Linked DNA regions of Homo sapiens: all the other regions are linked to region 1. The links are chromatin loops, found by intact Hi-C in ENCODE. Cell type or tissue: PC-3. All regions are shown on one strand. Region 1 has its middle 15 kb from the start of LINC02707. Region 2 overlaps EHF (ETS homologous factor). Region 3 holds the start of ELF5 (E74 like ETS transcription factor 5). Region 4 overlaps EHF (ETS homologous factor). Region 5 overlaps LOC102723568 (a long non-coding RNA gene). Region 6 overlaps APIP (APAF1 interacting protein).

What was found. A loop is a pair of places that touch in the nucleus more often than their neighbours do. Peaks named below come from ENCODE experiments on the same cell type or tissue, not always from the same donor. Only the 100,000 strongest peaks of a DNase experiment are listed, where the experiment ranks them.
Region 2: a loop joins it to region 1, with 11 times the contacts of the local background. A loop is called at or near these places in 25 of 110 quality-filtered maps.
Region 3: a loop joins it to region 1, with 4 times the contacts of the local background. A loop is called at or near these places in 7 of 110 quality-filtered maps.
Region 4: a loop joins it to region 1, with 4 times the contacts of the local background. A loop is called at or near these places in 25 of 110 quality-filtered maps.
Region 5: it touches region 1 in a loop (9-fold over the local background); 5 of 110 quality-filtered maps call a loop at or near these places.
Region 6: a loop joins it to region 1, with 14 times the contacts of the local background. A loop is called at or near these places in 97 of 110 quality-filtered maps.

What each region holds. Positions count from the first base shown.
Region 1 is chr11:34,583,520-34,588,519 of GRCh38, forward strand. No RefSeq gene overlaps it. Among named protein-coding and RNA genes, the nearest start is that of LINC02707, 15 kb to the left of the region's middle. In PC-3, a CTCF peak has its summit at 2,889 (motif pointing right); a DNase peak (open chromatin) is centred at 2,912; H3K4me3 peaks cover 402 bases; H3K27ac peaks cover 1,323 bases.
Region 2 is chr11:34,651,878-34,656,877 of GRCh38, forward strand. The region is part of intron 6 of EHF (ETS homologous factor); the gene reads left to right. Among named protein-coding and RNA genes, the nearest start is that of EHF, 33 kb to the left of the region's middle. In PC-3, a CTCF peak has its summit at 2,354; DNase peaks (open chromatin) are centred at 2,264, 3,184 and 3,684; H3K4me3 peaks cover 499 bases; H3K27ac peaks cover 5,000 bases.
Region 3 is chr11:34,510,273-34,515,272 of GRCh38, forward strand. ELF5 (E74 like ETS transcription factor 5) reads right to left here and starts at 3,522. Exons shown (of 7, transcript NM_001422.4): 1 at 3,405-3,522. In PC-3, CTCF peaks have their summits at 2,765 (motif pointing right) and 2,967; a DNase peak (open chromatin) is centred at 2,779.
Region 4 is chr11:34,637,348-34,642,347 of GRCh38, forward strand. All of the region lies in intron 1 of EHF (ETS homologous factor), which reads left to right. Among named protein-coding and RNA genes, the nearest start is that of EHF, 19 kb to the left of the region's middle. In PC-3, no CTCF peak of the experiment used is centred here; DNase peaks (open chromatin) are centred at 2,374 and 3,124; H3K4me3 peaks cover 1,261 bases; H3K27ac peaks cover 4,084 bases.
Region 5 is chr11:34,754,302-34,759,301 of GRCh38, forward strand. It overlaps LOC102723568 (a long non-coding RNA gene), which reads left to right. Exons shown (of 7, transcript XR_007062652.1): 6 at 157-306. Among named protein-coding and RNA genes, the nearest start is that of EHF, 140 kb to the left of the region's middle. In PC-3, no CTCF peak of the experiment used is centred here; DNase peaks (open chromatin) are centred at 2,460 and 2,920; H3K4me3 peaks cover 442 bases; H3K27ac peaks cover 3,181 bases.
Region 6 is chr11:34,888,551-34,893,550 of GRCh38, forward strand. APIP (APAF1 interacting protein) reads right to left here. Exons shown (of 7, transcript NM_015957.4): 3 at 1,954-2,002; 4 at 202-319. Among named protein-coding and RNA genes, the nearest start is that of APIP, 25 kb to the right of the region's middle. In PC-3, CTCF peaks have their summits at 1,750 and 2,486 (motif pointing left); a DNase peak (open chromatin) is centred at 2,481; H3K27ac peaks cover 1,099 bases.

The sequences.
Region 1 (5,000 bases):
AGGGTTGATACCAAATGGCCAGCAACAATTTGTAATAAGCTGTAAATGATTAATGGCCTGGAAACACTTGCATTTTAAAAAAAGGAGTCTTGTTGACCCAAAGGTTATAGGGTTTGAATGTCTGGCAACATTGCAGGTGTGAGGAACGTCTTTGGAATTCCTAGTTCCCCCCAAAAGGTTACTGTCTTCTTCAGTGACAAACAACCAACCCAAGCGTGTACCCTGATGCTCCTCATTACCCCTCAAAACTTTTTCCTTTTCAATCTTTTTAGTTTTAGCTCTTTATTTCCCCTCCACTTTCATTCCTTATTTAAACCTCTCAATTGTAACTGAAGCAGATGTTATATGGACTTGGGGAAAGGGATCAATAAATCATTCAGTTGTTTGTGCTTATCTAGAACTGTCAGCCCCTGAATTGTGTGGTCTTGGCTGGCATCTGAGCACACCTGGTGCATCAGCAGAATCAGTGTTCTCTCAGTTCCTGGTTGGCTCTACTGTCTGGCACCATTCGGCTGTTTGTACTTATCTGGAACTGCCAATGGGAAGATCACATGGTCATTGAGAAACCGCACCCTGAAGAGATGGCTAAAAGCCTGGAGGGCATGCCCATCACAGCCTTGCCGGGAGTGTGAAAGGTGGTGTGAAGACCCTGGGGCTCACAGGACTCCCTCACCACGGGGCACAGTGTAAGAAGGTCCACGGTGAAAATGCAGTAGGAGGCAGTTACATCAGGCTCTGGATCGATGATATCAAGGAACAACCCAGGCTGAAGGAAAAGGCGTTTGTGTTTCAGGAAAGATGTATTGAGCCTCATCCATGCTCCAGACTTTGTTTAGGCCCTGGGTTACAGCATGGAATGGAATGAAACCCCTGTTCTTTAGTTTCTTACATGTTGAGTGGGTGAGACAGAAAGCAGCAATATGGTAAAGAGGGGGGAACAGGGGAAGAATGGTAGGAGATCAAGTTAGAGAGGGGAATGGGCTAGATCATGGAGCAACCGGGGCAAGATGTCAAGCCCTTGGAAGGTTTTGAGCAAGAGAGTGTTATGTTCTGACTTACGTCTTGAAACACTCTAGTTGCTGTACAAGGAGACCAGGTCAGAGGCTATTGCAGTTGTCCAGGTGAAGGTGGCCAGGTAGCGATGGAGGATGAGAAGTAGAAAATTCTGTGAAGGCAGAGCTGACAGGATTTACAGATGGATTGGCTCATGAGAGGAAAAGAGGGACTCACGGATGATGCCAAAGTTTTTGACCTGAGAAACTGGAAGAATGGAATTTCCACTTACTATGATGGGAGAGGTTGTGAAAGGATGACTTAGGGGTTGGAGAAAACCAGGAGTTTGGATATGGGCCTTAGATATTGCCATGCAGATGTTGAGTAGACAGCTGCACATATGAGTTGGGAGTGCAGAGGGAGAGGCTGGGGTTCTGGGTATCAGTATATGAATCATCTGTGTCCACATGGCATTTAAAGGCATGAGACCAGGTGACCCCCCTTATAGAAAGATTAGATCCAAAAGAGTAGTGGTCTGAGGACTGGGCTTTAGGCCCTGATGCTCAGAGGTGAGGACCCAGGAAAGGAGACACAGAGAATCCTCTTTGTCAGAGCATTACAAAAGGGCTATTTGGAAATAGTTCAGGTGGTGACTGGGTGAAAAGCCCTTCGAACAGCCTCAAGGACCCAGGCTGGTGGACTGCTGGCTGAGTCCTGTTGTGCCTCAGAGGATATTGTAATATTTGGAAAAATTTCTCCAAGTCAAATTTAAATTAACATGAATGTCATATGGCTTTTTGGTACGTCCTACAGTCAAGCAAATAACAATTGGATAGGGTAGCTGCAGGAAGACTGGGTGTCTCTACAGTGGTCAAGTTGGAAGAACAAAGAATGAGTGATTGATCTTTTGCTACTCCCCAAGGGGAGAAGCCACTGATAGCTTCCTTGGAAGCACTTTGTATCTCACCTGCCCCAGAGTAGATTAAATATTAAGTTTCCTCCCTTCTTTCAAGTCCTAGTGCTGCCATTGATAGTGCTGTGACTTCAGGAAAGTTGCTTAACTTTTCCAAACCTCTATTTCCTCATTACTAATGAGTAATAATTCCCACCATAGGGTGTTTATAAAGATTAAATAATTTTAAATATGTTGAAGCATGTAGTGAACTGCAAAGCAATATGCAAATATAAGAGGTGGAAATGACTATGCCTATAATTACGTGGCTCAATTTACACAATAATAGATTTTCACACTTTGCATAAATAATGAGGGTTTTTATACTCAAGTCACTGAACTTACTATCTTCAGGATCCAAAATCCCCAAACAGAAGGCATCCCCTACTGTTAGCTCAAATAGCTCTTGCTGGTTTAGAGAGTTAATGCAAGCCCCACTGCCTCCTGAGCTGGAAACATGAAACAGAAGTTTCAGTTCCCTAATCAATCCATTCTTTCTTCCTCTGGCTTCTGATAGGCCTCCTCCTTATCTTTGTAAACCCTGTAGCTGGTTGCTAGTTGAAAGTGCCTCTGATCTCCCTCTTCTGCCTCCCATGATGTTGATAAAAAGCACGAGGGCACATGCAGGATGAAAACGATCGTGGTCCTGCCAGCCTGAATTATTAAAGCATTTCAGTCCTAAGTATGAGGTGTGTATATGTTGGGGTGTGGAGTGAGTTGTGGAGATGAGAGACAGCTGAATTACATAAAGTTGAGAAGATCTGAGTTCTAGTCTTGAAATTCACAAGCCATCTCTATACAATAGTTCCGTTACTCAGTAAAGTAAAAGCATTGGATCTAAGCTTTAAGGACCCTTCTAGTTCTTTCTGATTGGAATTGTGTGACTTCATCTTTTGTGGGTTAGAAACTCATCACTCTGTCCAGTTATTTCTATATTATGCCACCAGATGGCAATGTTTCCTTAACCCCAAAGAAAGTTTTCATTCTGGTAAAAAGTCAAGTTTTGTTGCCAACTTTTCCCCCTCTGAACGTGCAAAAGAATGATTTTCCGAAGCTGTGGAGGAAAGAAAGAACTCTCCTTCTGAACATCTCAGGTGGTTTATGCTGGAAACAGACAGGACCCTGTTTAGAGAAGATCTCTCTTTTCTTCGTGGACTGGGAACTCCAGTTGGAATGATGTCTCCTGTGATTGCGTATGGTGGGAGGTGGGAGATGTTGGAATTGGCGTGTCCTCAGGAGGCTTGGGGGTGGGGGAGATGTGCCCTAGCTGGTGGGCCTGCATGAGCCCTGCAAAACTCTGACTTATAGAGGGGCATCAGATGCCAAGTTTTACCAGACCATGCAGAACTAGGAATTGCCAGATGCACTCATAGGGCAGCTAAAATGGTCCTGGCAGAATCAGACTCTTTCGCTCATAAAGGTCAGAGACGCAAGAAAGCGACATAAAGTCCAGCCCTTTTCTTGTGCAGATGGGGAAATTGAGGCCTAGAGCAGGTCAGCTGTCCTGATTCTATCTCCTTGCCAAGTTACTTTGTATTTAAACATTTCAAGTAGACTTTTCAATCATCTCATCTTGCTGTGTTCAGCTAGCGCACCTTGTTAAGCCTGTTGGCCTCCGGGCCTGCCAAGCCCCTGCATCTATACACACCAGGGCATGCTGCATGCGCTCAGTGAGACTTCAACAGCTGACTGATTCGTTCAAACCTATCAAACAGCAGACTTAGCTAGTTGGGGAGAAAAGTCATTTAAAGTAATTGCTTATTAATCTGCAAAACAAGTCTCATAGCAGGTTTTTATTTTATTTTATTTTTTTTTTTGCTTTTAACAACGATATAATAACAACAAACATTTGTTTAGTGTTTCCTGTGGACCAGGCTCTGTGTTAAGCACTTAACATCACTATATCATGCACTTTTGCTAATAAAGCTGTGAAATAGTTATTACTATTTCTGCTTTACAGCTGCAACAGAGACTCAGAGAGGTTAGGTAACTTGCCCCAGGTCACAGAGCTGGAAGGAGCAGAGCCAATATTCACACCCTGATTTGCGTAATTCCAGATTTGATCTTCTAGCTTCTATGCTGTGCTGCCTCTTCATGACAGTTTTTCTCATGTACAGGATCTGATGCAGAAACTTATCGGAGTTTCTTACCGGAGCACCAGTCACCTCTCATCATTTTCCTGTTTTGACGTGAAGGCTCAGTGATAGTGAGCAGGCTCAGGGTCTACAGAGTTGGTGATATCAGCATCACACAGGACATTCAGAATGTTGACTCCAGGGATGTTGAGAGATACTCCTGCACAAAGCTGCCAGCACCCGTGTCCAAGAAACACTCAGAATCTAGGTCTCCTTGTATATTTTCCCCACTACCTGCAAAGGTAAAGAGGAACAGGCAGTGCTGGGACCGAGGGAGCGACAGTCCTAATGGAAGCTAGTGTGTTGAGAGTCTCCTCTGTGTCATGCTCTGAGCGACATGTTTTATATGCACGATCTCATTTAGACCTTGTGACAGCATGTTGTAGCAAGGACCCCATCATCACAGGGGGCAAATGTCTGCAGTGCAGAAAGTCGTCCTGAAGAAATGGATGTCAGATAAAAACAGTCTTCATAAATCAATGATCCTGTTTTACCTCAAAAGTGCATGAAATGGAAATGGAAATATCTTGTGAAGATGTAGACAAATGACGGTCATTGCCCAGAGCAGTAGTTACTGTCAGAAAAAGAGATAAGGATTTCCAGTCTGACAGACTGGATTCCTGGCTCAACACCACCCCCTTCTAACCATGTGACCTTGGGCAAATTACCTAACCTTTTCTGAGTCTCAATTTCCTCATCTTCCAAAAGGGGATAATATCATATATGTTCCAAGATTGCTGTGAGTATTAAATGAGATGATGTATGTAAAGTACCTGGCCAGCAGTCTCTGGCACATAGTAAGTATTCAATAAAGACTAATGGTGGAGATGAGTATAGGGGCTACTAATGCCCATCCTTACTCCAGAGACTTCTTTCTGACCATCATGAGGCACTTTTGAATATCTAAACCCATTTAAAGC
Region 2 (5,000 bases), 68 kb after region 1:
TACATTTCTGCCTTTCTGGAGTCTTTCTAATTAAAGGGCTAGGAAAGGGATGGGGTTACCATTAGACGAGGTTTGCTTTTGAGGCAATATTTGTACATCGAAGATGACCCGTAGGGATCCTCTAGGCAAAATGTTGGTCTCCTACGAAACTAGTCACTCTGTTGTGACAATAAAAGTTGTTTAGGCTTTTCTTTATTTTCAATGAAAACTTACTCTTGCAATATAGCTGCTAAAATTATTCATATTTGGGTATACTTATGGGAAATAAGGCTATATTTAATTTTCAACAAACTACATTTGGCTTTAGAGAAAGAATACCTCATAGTAAAATTCAAAGGTCCGTGAACCTGTAGTGATAGTTTCTGGGTGAAGGGGTAGCCATTGGAAACTTCCAGAATCCCCACAGTTACACTATTTTGTCAGTTTTTAAGTCTAATTCCGATGACTCATCAGTGCTCTCTAATCAGTCAGAGCACCTGCATTTTATGAGTTACGTTCACTTTAGCTGCATTTGGTTAAGCTTGGATGCAACTGGGGCTATCCATGCTCCTTAACCAAGGTTACACTGGGTGAGAAGTTTGGGATGTTGGGAGTCTGGGAGAGGGGATTTCAGATTACCACCCCCACCTACAAATAGGTGCATTGGCGTGTACAGTGTGGGAAATGGTTGAAAGAGGATCTTATGGTTTCCCGTGATCTGAGTATGAACTTGTGGATCTCTTTGGGTCTATGAAATGGCACTTAGACATCAGTCACAAGTGATAGTGCCTCTCTCCTGGAATTAAATTTGGAGCAACTTCAGAAATGGGATTTAATTGGGTCTTTGTGAAAGAAATTAGTCTGCAACCCTTCCTTCCTCTTTTTTTCTGTTTTTGTTTTTGCTTTTGAGAACTGAAATAATGAAAGGTTTTGGTTTGAGGTTTTGTTTGGGTCAAGCCCCTTAAATGAGATGGGGCTGGGAGCCAATGTAAATGCTTCTGGAATTGAGATTAAGAGCTGAGGCCAGCATAGCTCTCGACTTCTCCTTCCCCCAGTGGTCCTTAGCATTATGTGTCACTTGAGGTATTTGTTAAAATTAGGGAATAGATCAAACACTGGCAAGGCTTGGCTGTGTATTTGCTATTCTGGGGGAACTGAGCCAACCGGGGTAAAATTTCTGTGGCAATCATTGCCACTCAGTCAAGACCATGGGGTTCAGGGCTGAGGAAACCTCCCAAGTCACACTCTGAGTTCCTCTGCGACTTCCTACAGTGTCATCTCCCACATCCTTCCATCCTTCCATCCTTCCATCCTTCCATCCTTCCATCCTTCCATCCTTCCACTTGGGTCTTTGACTTACGGCAAAAAATTCCAACTAAGAATAAAGCTGAACCAACCACTTCCTGAGCCTCAGGGGCTAGTAGGTCTTGAGGCACCCGGGAAACAAAAACATCATAGTTACAGCTCTGCTGCCCTGACAGCTGGGCCATCCTCTTTTCTACATCTTGACTTACACCTTCTAGAATCTCAAAATCAATAGGGGCCTTAGAGGCCAGTTTCTGCTTTTGCATTTGCAGTAGCAAGGAACTCGCTCTCTCCTGAGTCCACCGATTGTATTTTTCAATAGTCCTTCTTAAGATGGGCTCAGGAATCTTCTCTCCTTACCCTTCTGATCCTTGTTTGCTGCAGCTCCCCATTTCTATCCTGTGATTGTAACCCAGGCTGGAAAATGAGATCAATCACCCAGGCCCTAAAGAATCAATGCAGTCTCTGGGGTTGGTGTATTCATTGGGGTAATAGCCCTTCAGTAGGATAGTTAATTACAGCCTTATATGGGTCAGTTTCTTTCAGAATAGTTTATAGTCTCTACTGCATGGAAGCAGAACCCCGGAAAAACCTTGGTCATTTGCCTGAGTCTTTATTTTTCGAGCTCCCATGTAATTGAATGCAGTGAAATATCTTTCTATGTTTTAATGCTAGTTACCAGCTGAGCTAAGGCGAGGCCCAGCGTAAACTGATGCCCTCTGTGATAAACGCAGGTGGGGAAATAGGCTTTGTTTTGATTTCTCTGTCATCTGCCCATTTCATAAAATGCCCGCTGCCGGTGTCCTGTTCTGCTCGACAGTCCTCCAGCCTGTCATGCCAGCTCGGGCTTGATGTGTTTATCCACTGACTTGTTGAGCCTAAAGCTAGGGTGGCACGGTCTATTAGAACACTGAAATTTGTATATCCCGTAAAGAAATGGCTCACAGCTGAATCATATGCAAATGCTTCTAATCTTTGCTTCTTGCGAAGCAGCTTAGCTGAAGTCACGCTCTCTCACTTGCATCACAAACCTGTGGCTTGTTGCTGCCCCTGCCTGGACTGGATAGGACCTTGGCCTGGAGTGCCTGGGAGCCAAGCAAGAGAAAGCCAGGCTGGACAACTTCTCCAGGGCAAGCCATTATTTTATAAGAATGAATCACTTAACCACATGGCTAACTTCAAAGGTCTTGACTTTTATCCTAGGGCAGAAGAAGGACACATATTAAAGAGAGGTTAAAGATCAAAAGATATCAGTGGTAAAGCAGGCCAGTGATTCCACGGCTTACCCCTGCACACTGCAACAGGCAGAGAGGTCTGGAAGAAATTAGGTTCTTCTTTTGCCTTTGACTGCTTATTCCCCTTTATGATGATGGAAAGATTTTTATTTGGGGATTAAAAAAAGAACGTTCCTAGCTGGGTGGAGCCTAGCTTGGGTAAACGGCTGACAACTCAAAGAATATTTCCTCATGGTTTATCTAGTGTAGAGGTTTTAGAGTCCATGGACTGCTGCATGGGCCACAGCCCCCTGAAATTGTTGACAAAATTTCATGTGTACATATATGTGCATTTTTTTCTGAGGAGAGGGTCCAAGGTTTTCGTCTTATTCACAAAGGCACCTGAACTCTGAAGTAACTGATTCTAGATCAACTAGGAACCCACAAACAATAATTGAGGCCAATATACTGAGAGACTCTTGTATTTTTCTGAATTCAACTCCTGGCTCTGAAATAATGGCCCTGCATCCCTCCTGGATGTCATTTGAAAATGAGCTTTGCTTGTGGCCTGCTGGGTAAATGCCACTCTTTGTCTGCAGTACAACGTGGCCCTGTCAGAGTGATGTATCACTTGGAAACCGGGGTGGATGCCAGACCTGTCGCAATATTGTCACATCCTGATGGGATGTTGCAACCTCACCCTGCAACCTACAGGGAGGGAGAGTGAAGTCTCCTTGCATTTCCTGTGAATTTGTCCTCTCGGATTTCAGAGAAACCCAAGTCAGGTGCAGGCCCTGCTAGTGACAATGCCAGGAGAGAAATTCTTAACCAGGATGAGAGGTTTCTTGTTTACTGAGGTCTTATTAAATCCCTCTCTCCATCCTGCCATGACGTTTCGAGAAATTGCTGGGAACACTGAGTCTTGATTAGCTGGGTGATAAGATGGTTGAAAGGGCCCATGAACGTTGGGAAATATAGAATTGTCAGATTGAAATTATCTTTTCTACTAACAAGAGCATTACAGAAGTGAACCTGATTCTTGGCAAGAAAGGCTTGTGTGAAATCTGTTATGTGCAAAGGGAGATTATGTGCCGGCCACCATTTCTGGAAATGACATAGAATCATGGTTATGAGTAAAGCTTCTGGATTCAAACTGTTTGTGTTCATATCCTGGCTCCACATTCCAGCTGTGTGACTCTAGTCAAGTCATTTGACCCCTCTGTTTCTCAGATCCTCCACAGCTGAAAACTGTGGATCATATTAGTACCTGTGTCATAGAGTTATTGTGTGAATTAAATAAAGTGATTCATTTAAAGTGCTTAGTACAGTGCCTGGTACATAGTAAGTGCTCAATAAACAGTAGCTTTTTTTTCTTAACCAATTTAATTAGGAGCTAATGGCTGGCAGTTCATAGCTTTTTTGAATAATAGGCTTCTCCTGATAATTGAATGGATGCTGTGAACCCTCTCCCTTCATATATGGTTTCAGTCAGTCCAGGGGCCCTTGAAGGCCACACTGGGTCAGTGGACCCTAGTTTAGGAAGGGCACATGAAAGAGATCAGTTTTACTGGCCCAATTTCTTAAAATAATTGGCTTGTATTTAGGGACTACTTTGTATTAAAATTGGCTGATTTTTGAGTGTGAGAGTCTTTGTAAGATCTACTTTGGTCCTCCCAATACACACACACACACACACACACACATATACACACACACACTCACACTCACACACACACGGCTAGATCATTTAGTTTTCTTTCTGAGAAGAATTTTTATTTCCCAGGTCCGCCTCCATCATCTCCTCTTTGGTAATAGTCGCAGAGGTTGCCATAATGAGTCATTTGTTAAACTAATCTGTGTTTCCATAGTCCACTGTGGCCCTCTGTATTGAGCTTGGGCCACTCAATGGCGCCTTTGTCAGGCTGATTAAAATGTAACTTTGCATGCCAAAAAAGGGCACTCCTCTGGCTTAAAAGTCATCTTCCTTTGTTATAAATGTTTACATTTTTCTATTATGCTAAAAAAAAAAAACCACAAATTTTTCAATGATCTAAATCTTTCAATGGCTTCCATCTTTCTCAGAGTCATGTCCTTAAAAGTCCCATAAGGGATTAATGATCAGAACCTCAGCTCCTCCCTCTCTGCCTCTTACAGCATGCATATACCAAACACACATCAACCTCAGGGCCTTTGCACTTCTATGTTACACATGGAAGGCTGTTGCACAAGCTCTCTGCATGACCTTTTCCCTCATATCCTTTAGGTCGTGGAATCAGAGAGGTCTCCTATGACCACCTTGTATCAAATTGCAAATTATTCCCAAGTCCATACATCTATCTCCATTTCTTAACCTGCATCATTTTTCTCCATAGCATTTATCATCTCTGTTTTGTTTGGTTCACTAGCACATACTCAAAGGTGCCAGGCATGCAGTAGGTGCTCAGTAAATATTGTTTAAATGAGTGGATGCATGAATAAAAAAGAGAATTATAGGAAATAGGT
Region 3 (5,000 bases), 73 kb before region 1:
TTTTGGAAAAAATATCTTTTATAAAAGCAGAAAAAGGTGTTTTTTTTTTTTTTTCCTGTTACAGCAGGAGTGGGTGTTATTAACTCTGGGCTCTCCACAAAAGACCTTGGCTACTTAGCCAGCATGCAGTAGGTGTGAGAGTTCAAGAATAATGGCTGCTTTGTATTCAGTAGCCTCTCTTCTCTAGGCCCTCTAAGGTCCTTGCAATAATTGAACATTTTAGCTCTTAAGGACTTCTTTAGTGGAGGTAGAGCAGGATAGGTGTGAAAAGGCAGATGTCCAGAGCCCCCTTTCTCAGAAGTAACACTGAGGCCCAGGGATATGTGAACACAGGCCTGAGGTTAGGCCAGGCCTGCTCAAGGGGGGTGATATTGCCCCCCTCTTTAGGGAACAAAGATGAGTTCTTGGGGATCAAAAAACTGAGTTATTAATTACAGTGTTTTATCATGCTCCAAAGGTCTACAGTAGATGTATAGTTTATCTCTGGTACTCACATTTCTGGTGGGGAGATGATTAAGAAAAAATGACCTAAAAAGTGTCCTTAGGAGAAGTGATAAAAAAAAGGTGGAGAAGCGCTGTGATAGATCCACCTAGTGTCAGCGCCAGTACAGACAGGGATCTGCTGGGAGGTCTCTTGGCCTGCTGTTCTGGACATACTTTTCATTTTGTGAGGGACTAGCTGGCTCATCATGGAAGGAGCCCTGGGCCTGGAGTTATGATTCTGCCTCTTGCCCCTCTCCAAATCTCAGTTCTTCAACTACTAAACAAGAACACAGATAAAACAGCCCCCAAGGTCTGCCCTAACTCTGTGACTTTCTGCAGACACCCACCTGATTGAGCCAACACATCCAAACCTGGGCACTCACACACATATGCATACACATTGATTATATTTGCATTTTTTTGGTCAAGCAAGTCCACCAAATTGGAGGAAAATCCAACCACTACACACAGACTGAACTTTTAGTGCTGAAAAAGCTCCCTGATTTCCTCTTCTCCCTTTTCTCCTGTGCCCACTGCCTTCTACCCCAGTTGGAGGTAGATACCTCAGGACAACTGGATATTCTTTGCCCAGCCTAGCTGGGTACCTTAAACACTCTGGACCCTCACTCACTGCCCACCGATAGATCCGTGGAAGCTGGAATCAGTTTCCCCCAAATGTAGTCATCATTCTAGCTGCCTAGTAAGTAGGAAAAGCTCAAGAATGATTAACACAAGGTGGTGGAATCAGGTGGGCTCACTTCACACATGAGAAAGTTGGCTGCAGGTACCTGTGGGAGTGAGGCAGAGATGGCATGGAAGCTGAGGTCCCCAGATGCCTCCAGTGGCTTCTGAACCCTTCTCAGAGCTGGCTCACACACCAAATGCACACAGAGAGGGTCCACCGAGTTGGAGGGACAGGCCTGTGGGCTTCTCAGTGTCACACAAATCAGAGGCAGCAATAACAGGTGTGGCTCCCATGGCCTGAGCAACCCGGCACCCCTGCTCAGCCTCCCAGAGAGAGGGGAAGGAGCAAACCACTCAGCCTTGGCCAGTTTGCCAGAGGAGGAAAATTCCTTCCTGACTCTGGTGGTGATCATCAACTTCACTCTGGGCATGTGACCAAAAATTGGCCCAATTAAGCATCTACACATTGGCTGTTTACGGGCCAAATCATCACTGGGCAGAACTAGGCCATAGGGTGCAAAATATAGAAAAAAGTGGCCAAGATTGGGCTTCCTCAACCCCACCCTCTGAGTGGTATCATTGGGAAGAAAATCGGTTTTCCTTCCTTAAAGCCTCAGTGATACCCAAATGTCCACTCCGTCCCAAGACTTGTGAGCAAGGGAGGGTCAATTTCCCAGCCCTTGGACCTCCCTAAGAAGGGGCCCACTGAGGAGAACCCAGTGGAGTATTTCAACACTTACTGCTAAAGAAAGATTGAGGGTTGGGTGCTTGAGGGTTTGTTCTTCTGAGAGGAACCCTAGCAACTGTGAGAACCAATTTGCTGACCTCTTGTCAAGTGATTCCTCATTTTTCTTTAGCTCGCTTAGGGAGTTTGCGTGTTTGTTTGTTTGTAGCTGTTTTTCTGAAGGTGCAGCGAAGATCCAAAAAGGTATGCCATGTAGTTTGCTGTAGGCTTCGATGCAAAGCTTACCAGTTTTGGATTACATATATCAGGGGTTAAATCCTACCTCTGCTGCTGCGAACGTGGGGCACATTTCTTACTACCCAGACTGCTGAAATTCTTAAGCTTTTTTTCATATAGATGTGGTATATAAATATTCATGCCCCTCTTCGAACTACGGTTTCCTCATCTCTAAAATGGGGATTTTTTTTTTTTTAAATCATGCAATCCGATATATGCAAAGGACGGGGCATAATACATATATTCAATCCTGTTTTAGAGGGAAAAATCAGCCATCAACAATGTATCTAAAAATTTGCCACTCTGGTGACTTCTGAAAAAGGGAGATGACCAAACTGAAAACTCCGGCCCGAGAATACCTTAGATTATGAAAAACAGTATTGCAGAGAACACGAAGACAACAGAATCAAGCGTTCACTCGGATGGGCAAACCACCCCTTTCCCTGGGTCTCTGGACTAGACTGAACCACAGAGCTGCCTCCCTAAGTCATCTAGCCTTTCTGGCCTCAGTTTCCTCATCTGTAACATGAAGCGATTGCACCTAGTGATGTCTGACACACTTTCGGGCGTACAAAAGGCATCCACACGCAGGCCCGGCTTCAGCCTGAGGAGGGAGCTTGTGCTACCTGTCGCTGTCAGCAGGGGGCAACCCCACAGAAACCCCACACACTGCAGAGTCTGACAAGGCCTGAGAACACAGTGGAAAAACGCTAACCATTGCTTTTCTGGAAGCATTCTCTTCTGGGGAGATGTCAGAGGGCAAATGGGTTTCTTTTAAAACTGTTTTGTACAAATTCCTGAAAATGCCCCAAACTATAATAAGGGAGTTCTCTGTATCGAGGGGGTGGGGGACAGTGGGCAGGCCGGTGGGGAAAGGAATTCAGTCAGGGGAGAAGGGTAGGTGGGGGGCTTTCCTTGAAGCTGAATATTTTTCTGAGTAAAATCCAGCTTCCCTTCCTAAAGAAGCTTTAGGGAGGATAGAGAACTGAGCGCCTGGGCGCGTTCTCTTAATTCCCCTTGGTTCAGCTAAGGGATCCAGAGGGAGTGGTGGCTGTGAGGAGGGCTGGTGGCCACACGGCCTGCGGAGGCAAGCAGGTCTCTCTGAGGCAAGCCGTCACATCCGTGTCAAACAGCTCCCGGAGGCCCTGGGACTGCACCCAGCGCAGGTGCCGGCCCTGGAGCTGGAGATGGACGAGCAGACCCAGGCCCCAGGCCGAGCCTCTGAGCCCTGACACCCCTTACGATTCATCCAAAAAAGCAAAGAAAAGGCGCTTACGTGAGGGCAGCGGTGGCTAGGTCCAAAGAGGAGGCTTTCAAGGCAAGAGAAGGCAGGCGCTCCCAGCACCAGCGTGCAGTGGAAATAAAGACACCTGTAGCCTTGTGATATAAGTGACACCTACAGACAGGTCCGTTTGGTTTTTCAGGTTTACGCACAGCCCCTTTGATGACGGTGACATACAGTGTGACACGGCTCCTTGGAGGGGGGGAAATGGTTCTCATATGCAGAAAGTTTACCTTTATCCTGCTTTTGTGCGCAGCTCACCCCTGCCCTGCAACCCCCCACTCCCAGCCCAGGGGACTCAGTAAACAAGCAGAAAATTCTTGTCCCTGGGAGCTGTGCGGGGATCGTGCGTTTGGTGAGGAATTTTCCTCTGTGCAAGCTGGAGGGGAAACACAGAGATTCCACCCTGGTGCCGGTCTGCGCTGCCTCTCTCCCAGGCTGGCTGAGCCCAGTGCTTTTGTAAGATCATGTCTTTCTCCGTTTTTCCCATGTGGTGAGAAGGAAGAGCATTATAGGCCCAGTGTTAAGACCTCAGGTTTTGCAGCTAGTTGCCTTTAGATTCAAATTCAGTGTCCATCATTTCCTAGCTGTGCTACCTAGAAAAATGTAGCTAACATCTCTGGGCTTCATGAGTGTAATGTAAGTGATGGGGCCTCTCCTCATGTGGATGCCAGCTCTCAGGTGTCTCGCTGAGAACTGCCCGCTTTTTAGTACTTCTTCGTGACAACAGAAACTCTGCCTAATTTAGGCTGCAAAGCACAGTGTCCCAGGTCATCTATGAGACAGGTATTTATAACCCTGTGCCTTTTTGCATTCTGCTTCTAGCCATCTTGGGCAGCCGAGATGTTGTATTCAAATGGCAGACTCCAAGCTTTAAAGCGAAAGCAAGGACTGGTTTGTTATGTTTTCTTGGGATCACCGGGCATGGTTACAAACACACAAATACAAATACGCATATAGTCTGCAGAAACAAAAGGCAGTTCGTGAGAGGATTCGGGGTGTCATCATGGAAAAATTGTTGAAGGAAGATAGGTGACTGCCTAGACCCCTATCTTGGCTGGGTAACCTGGACTTCTCTGGGCTTCATTTTTCCCCAGTGGCAAAAGGAGGAAGTGGGATTGAAATAGTGATTTTTTTCAAACTGTGACTTGAGGAACCCCAGGGGCTCCCTGGAGCCCTTACAAGGACTTTTGCGGGTGAGAGGATGGGAGTGGAGTAGAGTGGGTTAGGCTCTAGACCACCCCGTTCCTTCCTGACTCAATAAGAGCATCTCAGCTTTTATATAAATCTTCCGGGTAAGATTTCATTTGAACAAAAGAATCTGCCCTTAGAAAGGGTTTGCAAGTAACTGGATTACATGGTCTTTGGGCCTCTTTCAAGCTTTAAAATTCTGTACTTCTCTTCCTCTTTGGTTTCTAGGGGACTGTGCACTGTGATAGTCCCACACACTGTGTTTTCCATTGTTGGGCACTGGCCTATCTTGTCATTGATTTCTGAAATGTTACCAGTGTTTCTTTCTGAACATATACATTCTTCTCAGTGGAGAGGTTTTTAGGGAAAACATGTTATTCTGATACTGTTTTTAGAAAG
Region 4 (5,000 bases), 54 kb after region 1:
ATGTGTCTCTGTGTGGCTGGCACAGAAGCAGTCCAAGTGCTTGGCAACTCAGGGCACTGCGGGAGTTTGTGTGTACCTGAAACTGCCCTTAAAAGAAGTGAGATGCGGAGGCTGGCCTATCTCCCGCCATGTCTCAGGCTGGTCATTTAGCACAGAACAGTGCTTTCTTGCTGCAAAAAGAATTTCAGATTGGCCAAGCCCCAGTGGCCCATAATTTTAGGGGAGCTTATGGCACATTGTAGGGGACTTGCTGCCTAAGGCTAAATAGGTCTTGGCAAGAAGCCTGGCATGTTGTACTTGCCAGTTCTTCAGTCTATTGGGTAGCACACAGGGCTCCTTCTCTTCAAATAAAGAGTACGATTCTGCCCCACAACTGTGAGTCTTACAAACTTCTGCCCAAAGAGGTGAAGTTTGGGAAAAATGTCAACCTCTGGACAATCAGTAGTGTCTCAAAATCAAATACACTTCCCTCCAATTGTTCCTACCTATGAAAAAGGATAGGGAAATATATATGAAAAAAATCTCAGGATAATCTACATTTCATTTCACTCCTTTTTTTTTTTTTCCTTTTTGAGTCAGAGTCTCGCTCTGTTGCCCAGGCTGGAGTACAGTGGCTCGAGCTCGGCTCGCTGCAACCTCTGACTCCTGGGTTCAAGCGATTCTCCTGCCTCAACCTCCCGAGTAGCTGGGATTACAGGCATGCACCACCACACCCAGCTAATTTTTGTATTTTTAGTAGAGACAGGGTTTCACCATGTTGGCCAGGCTGGTCTCGAACTCCTGACCTCAAGTCATCCACCCGCCTCGGCCTCCCAAAGTGCTGGGATTACAGGCGTGAGCCATCGCACCCGGTCACACTTCACTCTTTGAGTTTGAAATAAGAGGTATAGTTTTTCTTTGTGTGTGCAGTTTGTAATAGCTCAGGTAATAATTTATACAATCTCCCCAGAATACATACCACCTGGGAACAGACAAAGGTGGCTCTGATACCCAGTGTATTCTCTTAAACCTTCACAGATCAGGCAATTACTCTATAGGTACCAGGCACTCTGCTGTGGGCTTTGAGGTGCCTTGTCTCATTTAACCCTCCAGCAAGCCTATGCCTATTCTCCGGGAGAGGAAATGGCACCCAGGAAGGCTAAGGGACAGCCTAAGTTTGTCACGTCAGTAAGAGCAAAGCCTGAGCTGTCTGCCTCCACAAGCTTTTAACCAGTATTCTCCACTGGGGGTGGTTTTTGCCTCAGGGACATGGTGTGTGTGGAGGGGGTGCTGCTGGCATCTAGAGGGTAGGGGCCAGGGGTGCTGCTACACATCTTACAATCCACAGGCCAGCCCCCACAGAAGGGATTGTCCACATTTCAGTGGTGGAGAGGTTGAGAAACTCTGCTTTTAACCACTACCTAGGGTGGCTGAGGATTCCTCCTCTGCCTCCCCATCCGAGGTTCCTGCCTCCAGCAGAAGATGGGGAGAAGTGAGTTCTTTTCCCAGCTTGCTTTTGACTCCCAGGGTGGAGTCATTCTCACTTAGGCTCTGAACTGGGGATTCAGTCCTGGAAGAAATAAAATGTGTTAGAGGAACACCTTGAGAATTAATGTTTAAAGAAGGGAAAGGAAACTGATTTTGATGGGGGACATGTTTGCCAGGGGCTAGACAAGACACCTTTAGACCCATTATAATTATTTATCTTTCAAAACAGCCCTTAGGCTTAGGAGAAACAAATACTCCCCCGCAACCCCCTCCAGCTCTCCCATTTCTAAACCAGTGCGAGAAATGGAGGCTCAGAAAGGTTAACGTGCTCAAGGTCACATGGCTGAAAGATGGGACCTAGAGTCTAACCCAGGAATCTCAGATTCTGAAGTCTCTACTTCCACACATTTGATGGTATTTTTTTTTTAAGGAAAATAATGAAAGCTATGCTGAAAGCAAAGTAGGGAGCTGAAATAAGAGCATTCAATAATTCCCCTACTTTCTAATTAAAAGGATTGCTTTTTATACCCCAGAAAGCAATTACTATATACTACAGAAAGTCTACATTAGCATATGGGAGTATGGGTGAGTTCGTTATAATAAGGTTTTTTTACAATTCTCAAGTCACATTTGTTATCCACGATCTCATTCCATCTCAACAGTCCTGTGAGGCTGTTGGGGCAAGTGTCTTCACTCTACGCCTGAAAAACTATGCCTCAGAGGAGGGTAGGACTCGGCCAAAGCCCTTCTGCTACACTGGCCCTGGGCCTCATGTGCCCACCCTGAGGACATCTTTCCCTGCAGCTCCCTGCCCAGTTGGAAATGCTGACCTTCTTTGCTTACAAGCCCAGGTGAGCTCAAGCGAACTCTGACTCACTAAGGGTTAAGCCACACAAACTCTTTTATGAGTGGAAACCACTTAATGTGCCCTGTAAAAAAGGGCCCCTCACCATGCTGGCTGCTTTCCCTTGGAAAGGGAGTGCCAGCAGGGAGCAGGGCTATGCACAGGCCATCTTTTTGCAGGAGGATGGTGATGGGGCAGCTGCCACCCTGTAGTCTTAAAGGCATCTCTGGGGGTTGGGAGAAGTTCTGGATGTTTCCAGAAGGTCATGGTGGAAAATGACGTCGGCCCTGAGGAGAGGGGCTTGTGGGCATTTGGCCACAGGTGGAGAACTGGCCCATATTGTTCTGCAACATTTATTAAATTCTTTTTTTTTTTTTCACTACTTGCCAAGCTCTCTATGTGCATGACCTCATTTGATTCTTACAGCCCTTTGAGTTTGGTGTTGTTCCCATTTATCAGGTACAGAAAGTGAGGAACAGAATGTTTGCGGCTAGACAGATTTGGCACTGGTTCAGGGTCACCCACAGTAAGCAGGGGAACTGGAATCTGAGCCTGCATCTCTCCAGCTCCAAAGCCTGGGTGCACAGCCTCCACGCCACCCTGCTTTCTGCTTGTCAGGAAGCATAGCTGGCCCAGGCAGGTGCTGCCACTGAAATGACCACTTTGAAACAACCCTGCAGGCAAATCCTTGTGAAAGAATTTGAGAGAAGCCTTTCCCTGCCTGTCCTCCCTAAGCCTGGAAGGCCAATCCCTCCATGCAAATGGGCTGGGCTCTGAGCTTCAGCCCTTTCAGGGTTAAACAGTAACCTTTCCACTGCTTGTGGTTGAGCAAATGCTAGCAAGGAACAAGCCCAGCCTTGAGCAAACAAGACACTGGGCCCTGGGCCCCCCTCCTTCCACCAGCCACCCGGTCTGGGGACTTAGAGATTTTCTTTCGTCTTGAAGTTCCCAATCTGATTTCTTAGCTTTAGGGCAATTGCTCTACAAAGTTGGATGGGAAAATACCCAGTTATTATGAAAAAGGAAAGAAGGTTTGACTTGAGGTTGTTTTCTTTCTCTGAGGGTGAGAATCAAAGAGCTTTTCAGAAAAGGAACTTATGATCAGTATAGTCACCATCTGTAAATTTTCAAGTGGGGAAACTGAGGCCCAGCATCATTTCTGGTTCAGGCTATCCACAGAGCTAGTGACGCTCCTCATGATAACACCTGACGTGTATTCGTGCCCTACTTTGTGCCAGGTGCTCGAGGTACAGAAACTCATTTAATCTCCAATCAATGTACAGACGAGGTATGATTAGCTGCATTTTGCATATGAGAAAACTGGGGTTCAGAGAGGTTAGGTAACTTGTCTGGGTGAGTACTAACCTTAGCTAGTAAGTAGGAAGGCTTGGAATCGACCCCAGCTCTTCTGGCTTCAAAGCTCCTATACATGGTGCCAGGACATATAATCCAGTCCTCCTATCTTCCCACCCAGTGGCTCTTTGCTGTTATAATGTCCATCATCCCTACCCTGTCTTTCCTTCTCCACCTTCTACTTAGGCTGGATTCAGTCCTAATTATTTACCAAGCAACAGTGATGATGAAGCTAATAATCATCATACATGTTTGTGTGTAGCCTAGTTCAACCTTTAATTACTGCTCTCTCCCCAGCACCTAGAATAGTGCCCAGCCCATTATTGGGCTGATAAATATTTGTTGAATAAATGAATACATGAATATATTCGTATGCCTTTTGCAGACCCCTCTTCTCCCCCAATAGGCCTTACTCAGAACAAGAGGAGCCGTAGCTAAATTAGGGGAAGGAATGCCAAGGGCTGAAAATCCTCTGGGTTGGCAATTGTAATCCTGTGGACATTGGTAATACCCGAGGATGCAAAATTTCCCCAAAACAAGCAGAAAATTTTCCATGAATTGCTGCTATAAAGCTGAATTCCTCTCCCCACCCCAACATTTTATAAAGAGCAAGTGACTTTTACAGCCTCTGGGTATTGCCCAATAGCGATCTGGAAACAGGCTGCTCTTCGTTTAAATGACTGAACACACGGTTGGGGATCTGTTCTGAAAGGTGGAGGGTGCCCGCTTGGGAATAGGGACATTATAAATACTGGACAATTGAAGACAATATTTCTGAAGTGTAAAATGTTTGCATTGTTATAAAATAAACCCAAACAGGCCCATGGAAGAAATCTCTTCTCCCAAGTCCTTTACTGAAAAAATGATCCCACAGACTGAGAAAGCCACTTTGACTTAGGTCAGCTTGGAAACCCACTAAATTCTCCAGGTCTCTAACAGGAGAAAAAAAACTGGTTATAATTGTTACCAGAAAGGAAAAATTTTTTTCTTTACCAGAAATGGGCAGTGTCTGTCAGAGAAACCAACTGATTCCTGATATTATCACAAAGCCAGATACTTGAAGAGCTCTATTAAAATATGACTGAGGCCCTTTGATGACCAGCCCAGCCTGTGGCAGATACCCGCACTGAGGAAACTTGTTACTGGGTGTGCAGGTGCGATTGCAGTCCGAGCTCCCACACAGGTGCTGGGGCTGTGCTGCCACCAGCTTGGATTTTCATTGTTTGAAATTGCACTTTAAATACTTTAAATAAAATCTCCTTGGCATTTTCACTTTTGTAAAAAAAAAAGAAAAAAAAAAACTGCTTGGATGCCAGCCAGCCTCGCCCTGGGAGCA
Region 5 (5,000 bases), 170 kb after region 1:
ATGCTGAATGGACTGGTCTTGGCTAAATGCTTCATTTGGATGTTTCCCACACTGTGCAATCATAATACTAATTTTACATGTGGATGTGAAATCCTTACATGTTGTGTAAACAATATGAGCTGCTGCTTATTTATTTTTTTTTTTTTCCATTTTCAGGATTGATCCAGAATATGTTCCAGCAAAAACTACAGCAGAGTAACTTTGACAAGAAAAATGTTCACTTGCTACCTAAGGAGAGTCTCTGTCTCCTGACCTCTGAATTTCGAAATCCTCAGCTCTGGCTGCCACGCAGTGGGAACCGAATGAGTATGTACTGAATGGCGAATCCTAGTTCAGTCACTTGACTAGCTGGGTGACCTTGAGCAAGTAACTTAGCTTCTTGAAGCCTCAGTCTCCTTATCTATAAAATGGGACTCAAAGGCTGAGTCGAGTATTAAATGAAATAATACACGTAAAGCACAGTGCCAAAAATCTGGTAATAACTCCATCAGTATAAGGCCACCTTATTTGCCTTCTTTCACAATTATCACCAGAATTGAATTAAAATTCAGATGTGATCATGTCTTGAAATGTAGAAAGAGTTATGAAAATGTAAGACTTACTAAGTTCACTTATCGAACATTTTTTGACCACCTACTATGTGCTATGCCTTGGACTAGGCTAGAGATACAACAGTAAACATCTTGACTAACGGAGATTATGCTGCTATCTTGAAATTTTGCCTGTTCCCAAAAGCCCCCAGCATATTAATTTTGTTAAATATATATTCCCTTATTATATATATAAAACATATATATCCTCATTTTATATATATATATATACATATAAATATGTGTCAACTACTGTGTTGAGAGCTCATTATGTATATGTTTCTTTATTTAACCCTCAAAATAATTCTGTGAGGCTCCAGAATTCCTTTTTCCAAGTGAGAAAATGAGGCTCAGAGCATTGAGTGAACTTGCAGGTAAATGATTGAGATGGAATTTGGAACCAAAGCCTAAGCTTTAAACTGCTTTATTCAGTGGCCTTTGGTTATCTCATATTCACTAGAAATTGGAAAGATCTGTCAGGAGGCCTGCCATGATGCAGAAGTCCTGGATGCCCTGCAAATGTCTATGTGAATGGTACCCCCAGACTGGTGCAGAGCACCTCACGGAGCCCTGGCTGCCAAGATGAAGGCAAGGGCTGTCTGTGGCAAACTCATCATCAAAAAGGATGTGCTTGACACATACTTGGTCCTCAACAAATAGTTGTCAAATTTTTTAAAATGAGGTTGGCTTTTGGCTGATTCAAGCACTCACCTAAGAGTTTATAGTCTGAAACAAAGACATCTACACTAGAGAGAAGGAAAAACACACAATCACTAATGAGAGGCAAGATCCTTCATACCGCTGAGCTCACCAGCCTATCATTTCTGCCTGTGCAAAGAGCTCGTGATGCTGCGTTTGAGATGAAGGGGAAAGTACAAAAATCATGAGACTTCCTCCTAGTCAAGAGAGGCTTTGTGGAGGAGGTATGCTTCCCAGAAGGCTGTGGGAGTGGAAACTGTGAGGTGCCAATGAAGCTAGAAAACTCTTTCAATGCAGAAAGTGCAGCGGAAGCTCGCGGTTACATAAACACAGTGGGAAGTAATATGGCAATTACAATCTGGCATTTAAAAAAGAAGAATCATGCCCTGGTACAGTGGCATGCGCCTGTAGTCCCAGCTACTTGGGAGGCCAAGGCAGGAAGATTGCTTGAGCCCAGGAGTTCAAGGCCAGCTTGGGCAACATAGTGAGACCCTATCTATCTCTAAAAAAATAAAGATTTCTTTATAAAGAGGAGGCCTCTCCTTTTTAAGAGGAAGAACAAAGGAGAGTCACTCTGCTATTCCTCAAATGACCTCTTCATTCCACTCTGCACCAGTAAACCTCCCTTTTATGTTTATTCATTTATTACTTAAGTCAGGGTCTTCTGAACACTCTTAGTTAAAGGTATACTCTGTCTTAGTAAACTTTCTAGTGTCTTAAGCCAAAAAAAATTCTCACAGTTATATTAAGTAGTTAGTTTCATATAACTTCATAACATTTATGTGCTAACAAATTAATAGATACTAAAAATAACACATATACATGGAAAAATATTTAATTATTAAATAGCTACAATTGCAAATCAGGTATGTGTGCCTTTTGTGTACAAGCAACTTCTCAAATCTTGGAATCAGATTGGGTGCCCTATTCCACAATGACTCTTACAAAACTGAGAGTATCATACTACTTGAGCTACTCCAAATACAGGGGAACAACAAGGATGGAAAAAATTGTCTTGACTTAACATCAGGAGGCAGGTGGTTGCAGGCATAAGTTGAGCACCTCCATCATGCCAAGATGATTCTCTTGATCTTTTCCTCTTGTTTACAAGATGACTGTCATACTCCCAAATACCAAGTGCATACATAAGGCAGGAAGGAGTGGGGGAAAGGTAGTGCCAGACTTATGTGATCTCTTTTAATGAGAAAGAAAAAAGCTGTTCAGAGACTGCCTTCCATCCAAGCAGATGTCCAGTTATAGTCATGCACTGCATAACAATGTTTCAGTCAGCAATGAACCACGTATACAACAATGTTCCATAAGATTATAATACTGTATTTGTACTGTACTTTTTCTATGCTTAGAAACACAAATATTATACTTACCATGGTGTTAGAATTGCCTACAGTACTCAGTACAGCAACATGTTTTCCAAGTTTGTAGCCTAGGAACAATAGGATGTACCATATAGCCTGGGTGTGTAGTGGGCTATGCCATCTATGTCTGTGTAAGCTCACTTTATGATGTTTGCACAATGATGCATTTCTCAGAATGTATCCCTGTTGTTAAGCAATGCATGAATGTATATCTCATGGGCCAGGAACTGTGTCATATGTGAATTCTTGGCTGCAAGGAAGGCTGAGCTAGTGAACATTTAGCTGGGCAAAAAGTCCTCCAAGTCAGAGTTCAGTTGCAAGGAAGGAGAAGGTGGATACTGGGTAAATAAATAGTGTATGCTATAGAGTCACGTTTACTTGCACAAAGATGAATCAGACACTATTAATTCCTTCTCTCAATAACCTCAAGTCTAGCCTGAAGACAAATAAGAACTTCTTGGAAAAGTAATTACTATGTGATAGAATAAACTGGCATATATTGCTGTGGGAAGGTACTTAATTTGCTTGGGGGTGGGGGCGAACATAGAGAGAGAGAGTTCTAGGAAGGAACGGACCACATTGCATTCTGGCAGAGGAACAGCTAGCACAGAGGTTCAGAGATGTGAAGATGTGCTATTCAAACAGTTGAATAGCACGTGAACCAGTGTCTAGAGCACAGGATGGGTAGTAGGAGAATGGGGATGGCAGGAAATGATACCAAATAGGTCATGGAGTCAGCTAGGGCTCTATGTGCCCACCAGATCTTTGGGGAATAGCATAGGAAGGGCAGTGGACATCGACTACGTTTTTTTCCCTTTGGCCCTCCATCTTTCTTTGGGGAAATTCTCTTTCACACTCTACAAGACTGAATCACATGGCCCAACTTTCCATTTTCTTTGTGCGGACCCCTGACTCACGCAGAACTAATCAGAGTCCTTTACAGAAATTGAGATGGTTACTGAAAAAGAGACCCTGCCCTAAGGAAGACATCCCTGGAGCTGCCAGTGGCTGTATTTTCCTCCTTCAGAGAGAGCTTGCCTGAAAAAAGGAGGAAAAGAAAGGTGGGTTGGGGAGGAGAGAGTAGGGAAGAGAACTAGTGAAATAATTCTAACATCCTGGATCCATCTTACCTAAAATCATCTCTACTCCTTAAGCCAGTAACATTTCTGTATTTAGTTACACTAGTTTAAGTTGGCTCCCTATCAGTCACATTCGGAAGATTCTTGGCAGAGGGGTTAGAATCTGGAAGCAGGATGATCAATCAGTAGCTCTCACAGCATTCCCTTCTTCTACCTGGCTATGGGCTAGGCCTGCCCTGGCTTCTGGGGAGAGGAGAGAGATGAGTTTTCCACCGTACCCACCTCAATCTTCATGCACAGTCTCTGAGAGAGGTGCTGATTCTCATCCAGCTGGCTGGATGGCACCCACTTCCTGTCCTGTAATTATCGGCTGCCTTCCCAGGCTGTTATCTGACTCCACTATCAGCCAGCGACATCCAGGAACACATTGGACTTCTAGGAAAAAAGATGTTTTACAAGAGCAAACGCATGTGGCCAGAGCTGATGGTAACCCTAGCTGCACAATGAAGCCCTGGACGTCATTCATGGCCTCTGGTATTCAGGAGTCTGGCATGAGCTCCAGAAGTCAAGATAACCAGCATTTGTGAGGTGGTAACTCAAATCCTTCGAGACCGTAGGGCTGACAGAGTCTTTGCTTTGGAAGAGAATCATCTCCAGGTGTTAGTGTTTCTTACATCTCAGTCCAGCTGTGTGAGCCTGGGCAAATTGCTTCACCTCTCTAAGATTCCAACTCTCAATTTTAAATAGGCAAGATCACCATGATTGCTACCATGTATTGAGTGCTTACAATGTACCAGGCATGCTAAGTGCTGTACATGTAGTCACCTTCCTATCAGGCGATATATCTGCAGGGAGTGTGCCCAGTACAGTGGCTGGCATATTATGAAACTTTAATCTGGGTTTGTTATTGTTATTACCCGTGTTACCATGAAGAACATAAACTTCAATCCGGTCCTTTAATGGGTGAGAAAACTGGTACTGAGAAGCAGTGAATAACTTGCCTAAAATCATGCAGCATAATCAGTGACACAGCAAGATCCAGAACCCAAGCCTCATCCAAATTAAGGGACATACACAAAGCAGCAAAGATTATAAGGTATCTACAAATTATTTAACTTAGGATATGCATAACTTCTATGAAGACAACTTTAACATTCTAATGGAAAACATAAAAATGATCTGAATAAATGGAAATATTCCATGTTCTTGAATGGGCAACCTTGTATCTTAATGGTAATAGTTATTCCCATGTTAAT
Region 6 (5,000 bases), 310 kb after region 1:
GAATAAGTTGGTAGTAGGCAGGAGGGTAAGTGGAATAATGGACCTTCCTCATAGGTTGATGTGAGAACTGAGTAAGTTCATGCACTTCAAGTTCTTGCACATGGTGGGTATCCAAGAAATGTTAACTGAAATAATAATTACCATTATTTAGAGGAGCCTACTCTGCAAATATTCTTTATGTTGAATATATTTTCTGCATACCTCTCATTGTGTAAGCATTCATGAAAAGAGGAGTACACTGGCTTTTTTTTAGCTTCTTCGATGGCGAAGGTCCACTTATGTCCTTTTCATTTATATCACAAACAAACATGTCTTCAGGCTATTTATAGAGGGGAAAAAAAGAAAAAAAGAAGGCTTGTAAAATATCAATTAGAAATGTTCCTTTTCTTGTGTACATATACATAAGAATACAAGAAAGTTTATCTATAGTATACATACTTGTGTGTATATTTAGTATACATATACATAGAGTGCTAATATATGCATATATTTAACTTACATTTTAAATATATAATTATAGTTTCTCAAAATAATTTAGCAATTTTGAGAAATAAAACAGTGATTTCTACTAGTAAAAATATTCTCAGAAGTTTAATACAAATCCCAAAAATTAAAAAAAATTTGAAGACAAAAAATGATATGGAAAATTACTATTTATGTAATGATGTTACTGCTGTCATTTCAACAATTTAGCTTCTCAACTTTGCCCTATAATTTCACAACTGTATTTCAGAAAGTCTATATAAAGAAATCGACATTCCAAAGATGGGTGTTAAAATTTTTTTCCCCACATTTTGTTAGATAAAAGCAAAATTTTGAGTAATTTTTCTAACCCTTGAGAAATTTAGATGGTACTCAGAAAGGTTAATCTCAATAAGGTATATTCTTCTTAAAGCTTAAGAAATTATGTAGATCTACAGGTTTTTCTTTTTTTTTTTAACTTTTATTTTAGGTCCAGGGGTACATGTGGAGGTTTGTTACATAGGTAAATTGCATGTTACAAGAGTCTGGTGTACAGATTATTTTGTCACCCATGTAATAAGCATAGTAACTGACAGCAGTTTTTCCATCCTCACTTTCCTCCCACCCTCCACCCTCCAGTAGGTCCCAGTGTGTATTGCTCCCTTCTTTGTGACTGTATGTACTCAATGTTTAGCTCCCACTGTAAGTGAGAACATGCGGTATTTGATTTTTCTGTTCCTGCATTAATTCACTTAGGATAATGGTTTCCAGCTCCACTCATGTTGCTGCAAAGGACATGATCTTGTTCTTTATTATGGCTGCATACTAATCCATGGTATATATGTACCACATTTTCTTTCGCCAGTCTACTGTTGATGGGTATCTGATCCACATACAGTAAAGCATGCGTATTTCTGTAGCTTTTATCTGCCAGGATTTATTAAAAAACTACAATACAAATGTTTTATTAACAAAGCAGCTTTTCTTTTTTTTCTTGCATTAGAAGTTAAATAATTATGTGTTTGCTTTAACTAGATTTGGGGTATTATTCTGGCATTAACACAGAATAAGACTTCTCAAAATTTGAAACAAAGTTTCATAACTTGAAATCCTGAAATTAGAATAACTTTGCTATTAGGAAATATGAATTAATTTGGTTCATCTGAGACCATCAATCTGATTATTCCACCAGCCTGATAAAGATCGTAGTGTTATAAAGCTGCAAAGTTATAATTGCTCTTTACTGTGATTTAAGATTGCACTATTCACTTTTGCCCCCTATAGGTTGAATGAGATTTCAAAACATACACCGGTTGTATGGAAGATATCTACCACCTTACAAAACATTTAATAATTACTCAATAAATGTTTGCTGATTAGTTATTCAAATTGCTATGATAAAATGAATGTTTTCTCTTAAAATTAATTCCATTTCATAAAACAGTAATTAAGAAGAAAAGACACTGAGGTTAAAGAATCCCATTACCATACCTGAATTCGTTCCTTTTGCACTCCTGAAGGAGCAATGTAGATTTCATCGCTGGCAACACAAAACATACAAATTGGTATTTATTTATTTCCTGCTTTTGCACAAAGAAAAGTTTGCAGTCCAATCATGCATGTTCTTTATAAATCAAGCAATACAGCCAGTTGCTTGATTTAATTATGGATTTTGGCTGCATAGAAAGAAAGCCAAACTACATCAATGCCTTTGTAGTGCTGGTGGCATTGTAGAATATTAGTTGTTGCTTTTGTCTTCTACGTTTCATATATATTTATTCTTTTTATAGTGCAAAGTTGGTGGTAACCAGGCTTTTATCCTGTTAGGGGAATAAAAATCTGAAAACATAAGTTTTCAGCGTCTTTAAACATGAATAAGCAGAGTTTAACCTATGTGAAATACAGTTATTCTAAAATCCAATCTGGAAAATATGCTCAATAGAAGTATATTTCTGTCATGCAAAGAATCAGGTTTGATTTATTGTTTGAAATGCTCTTCTTAAACCATGAAGTTCAGAGACCTCTGCTGGACAGTTTCTTAAATTACTGTATTAACACTGGGCTACTTTTTGGATAGAATCACATGCTTCCCATTTGAAAAGCATACATATCTTGGAAAAAAATTTAGTAATAAAGCTAAAACAACTACAAAGAGTTCAAAATATCAGAATGGCTACATGTGAAGATCTCTTTGTTACAGGATGTTGGACTAAGGGAGATGCTATAGACTACCATTTACCACAAGGTGCTCTCAAATTTGATTTGGAAATTAATTTCAAATCTTCTCTAAATTCCCTCCACCCTCAACAACAACTAAACAAACGTCCCTTGGCTCACATATCAGGTTTTTTCTCTTCTCGCTGGATATCTTTGATAACTTACCAGTTTCAGTTGCTGCCAGAGAGTATTAATGAGCTACTGCATATATGCAAACCAAGAAAATGCCAGTACCTGCATGCTCTAGTTTCTGCTAGTAAGGCACAGACACAGGGATATTGAACAAATATCAAACATTTCATAGTGTAAATGAGGATGATGGCCTATATACCAAGCTGCTGAAGTTCAGGTTGCTAATAAACCTGTAGGCTTGGAACCGATAAAAATCTAAGGTGAAATCAAAGTTTCTTTAAGGTTCCACTGATAAAGTCTAGAAAACAAATGTCTGATAATGTGAGTGGAAATCCAATGCACTGTTAGCTGCACGCGAGCATTTGCTTTCATGAAGTGGCTATTGTTTCCGAGTTCTGCAACATAAGGATAACATAAAGGGACATTCCTCTGCAACCAGTGAGAATGGGTTGGGATCATACTATTAACAAGGGCTCTTTGTGAATACCAGTGATCCAAATCTTGTGTCCTTGTGTAACATGGAAGAAGCTCTAGGATGGTACATGGTCCACTCACCTCCACAGATAAGTGGACTTGTGGGTCTTCTTATGTGGGGAGAAATTTATGCAGTCCTGGGAATAGACTCAAATAAAGTACAAAATGGTCTGCTGGTAAGTAAAACCCATCTATAAAGTAGGAAAACCAAGGGTACTCTGTTTATTCAAGTGACTTGGTATGTTGTAAATGTCTTTGTAAAATGGAAATTAATTTAGACTTTGATGAACTTTGGGTAATTAAAAGATTAGCCAAATGTTTTAGAAAAATATATTTACACCTACAAAGAAAGAGATATCTGGATAAAAATATAAAAATGACAGAGCTTTTTAGAATAGAAACATGCCAAATATTAAAGTGAAATATCTACTTGGTGCTTTAAGCCACAAACAGAAAGCATTTTGAATTTCAAGTTACTAAATTTTGGAATATACTTCTCTGTACTCCTGCATTTTCACTGTGGTAAGCAAGGGCCAAACCCCAAGAGGTCAAAATACATCTATGTTCAGTTGCTTCTATTTTTATTTGCTTTCTGGTCAGTTAAAAAATAATTTAAATCTTATAGTGCCTCAATTATTTTGTCTACAATGTGACTTTATTAATTGTAGTCCTAATCACATGCAACAGGATCAGTCTCTCTGACACCTGTCAATATTACTCTGTGAAAACAGGAAATTATAAATTTGAATGATAGCGACCCAACCTAAACACAGTAGCTATTGAGTATCCTGGAATTGCCTTGATTACTATTATTTTCTTGGTCATTTATTTCCTTCTTCTGACTTAATTTTTGGTACCACATACTTGTAGCATAAGCTGGAATGGTCCAGTCAAATCTTGGAATTAGTAAATCATTTTATGTTCCCAAAGAGCTTATTGTCTGTATTATTCTGGAAACATAATTTATTGCGTTTGCATTTTATTCCAAATTTATTTGCCCTAAGCATCAAAGAGCCAAACTTTCACTAACAACATGAGAATAGTATTGCTGATAATGCTAGTGACTTATTAAGTCATTTAAATATTAGGGAAAAAAACCAACATTTTACTACAAAATATTCATTTTACTATGTAAAGCACAAATTTAATAAGATTCCAAATACAGTGCCATGTGACTGTGGCTCTTTCCTTCCATGACCTCCACACCCATTAAGAACTAAGGATAAAGCATTTCACATATATGATGAAAATTTCCTATGAGCTGATTTTAGTGCTATAAAAGCCCATTTAATTTTAAAAGATGCGCCAATGAGTGGTTTATGGTGGTCACATAAAATGGTAGTGCATGGATTAGTAAAATTCTACTAGAAAGAACATAGTCCTTTATGTCTTTTTGATCAAAAATATTTCATCTTGAGTCCTGCATTCACCTATTTTTAACTTTGCTAGTTTTTTTAAAGAGCCAGTTGGAAATGGTTATTTTAGCTCATTTGGTAGAAAGCTTTATTTTATACATACACAAACTATTTCTGAACATGCAAATAAAAAGCAGTTAACTAAAGACAGCATTTAGAATATGATTTATTATAAATAATACAGTTGGGAAACTATATTACTGGGACTCAACTTCTAAATGGATACATGAAACAAGAATAAATGTTGTTATCGTAGGATTTGCTGTGAATAGGCCATCTTGAAAGTTTTGGCAAAATAAT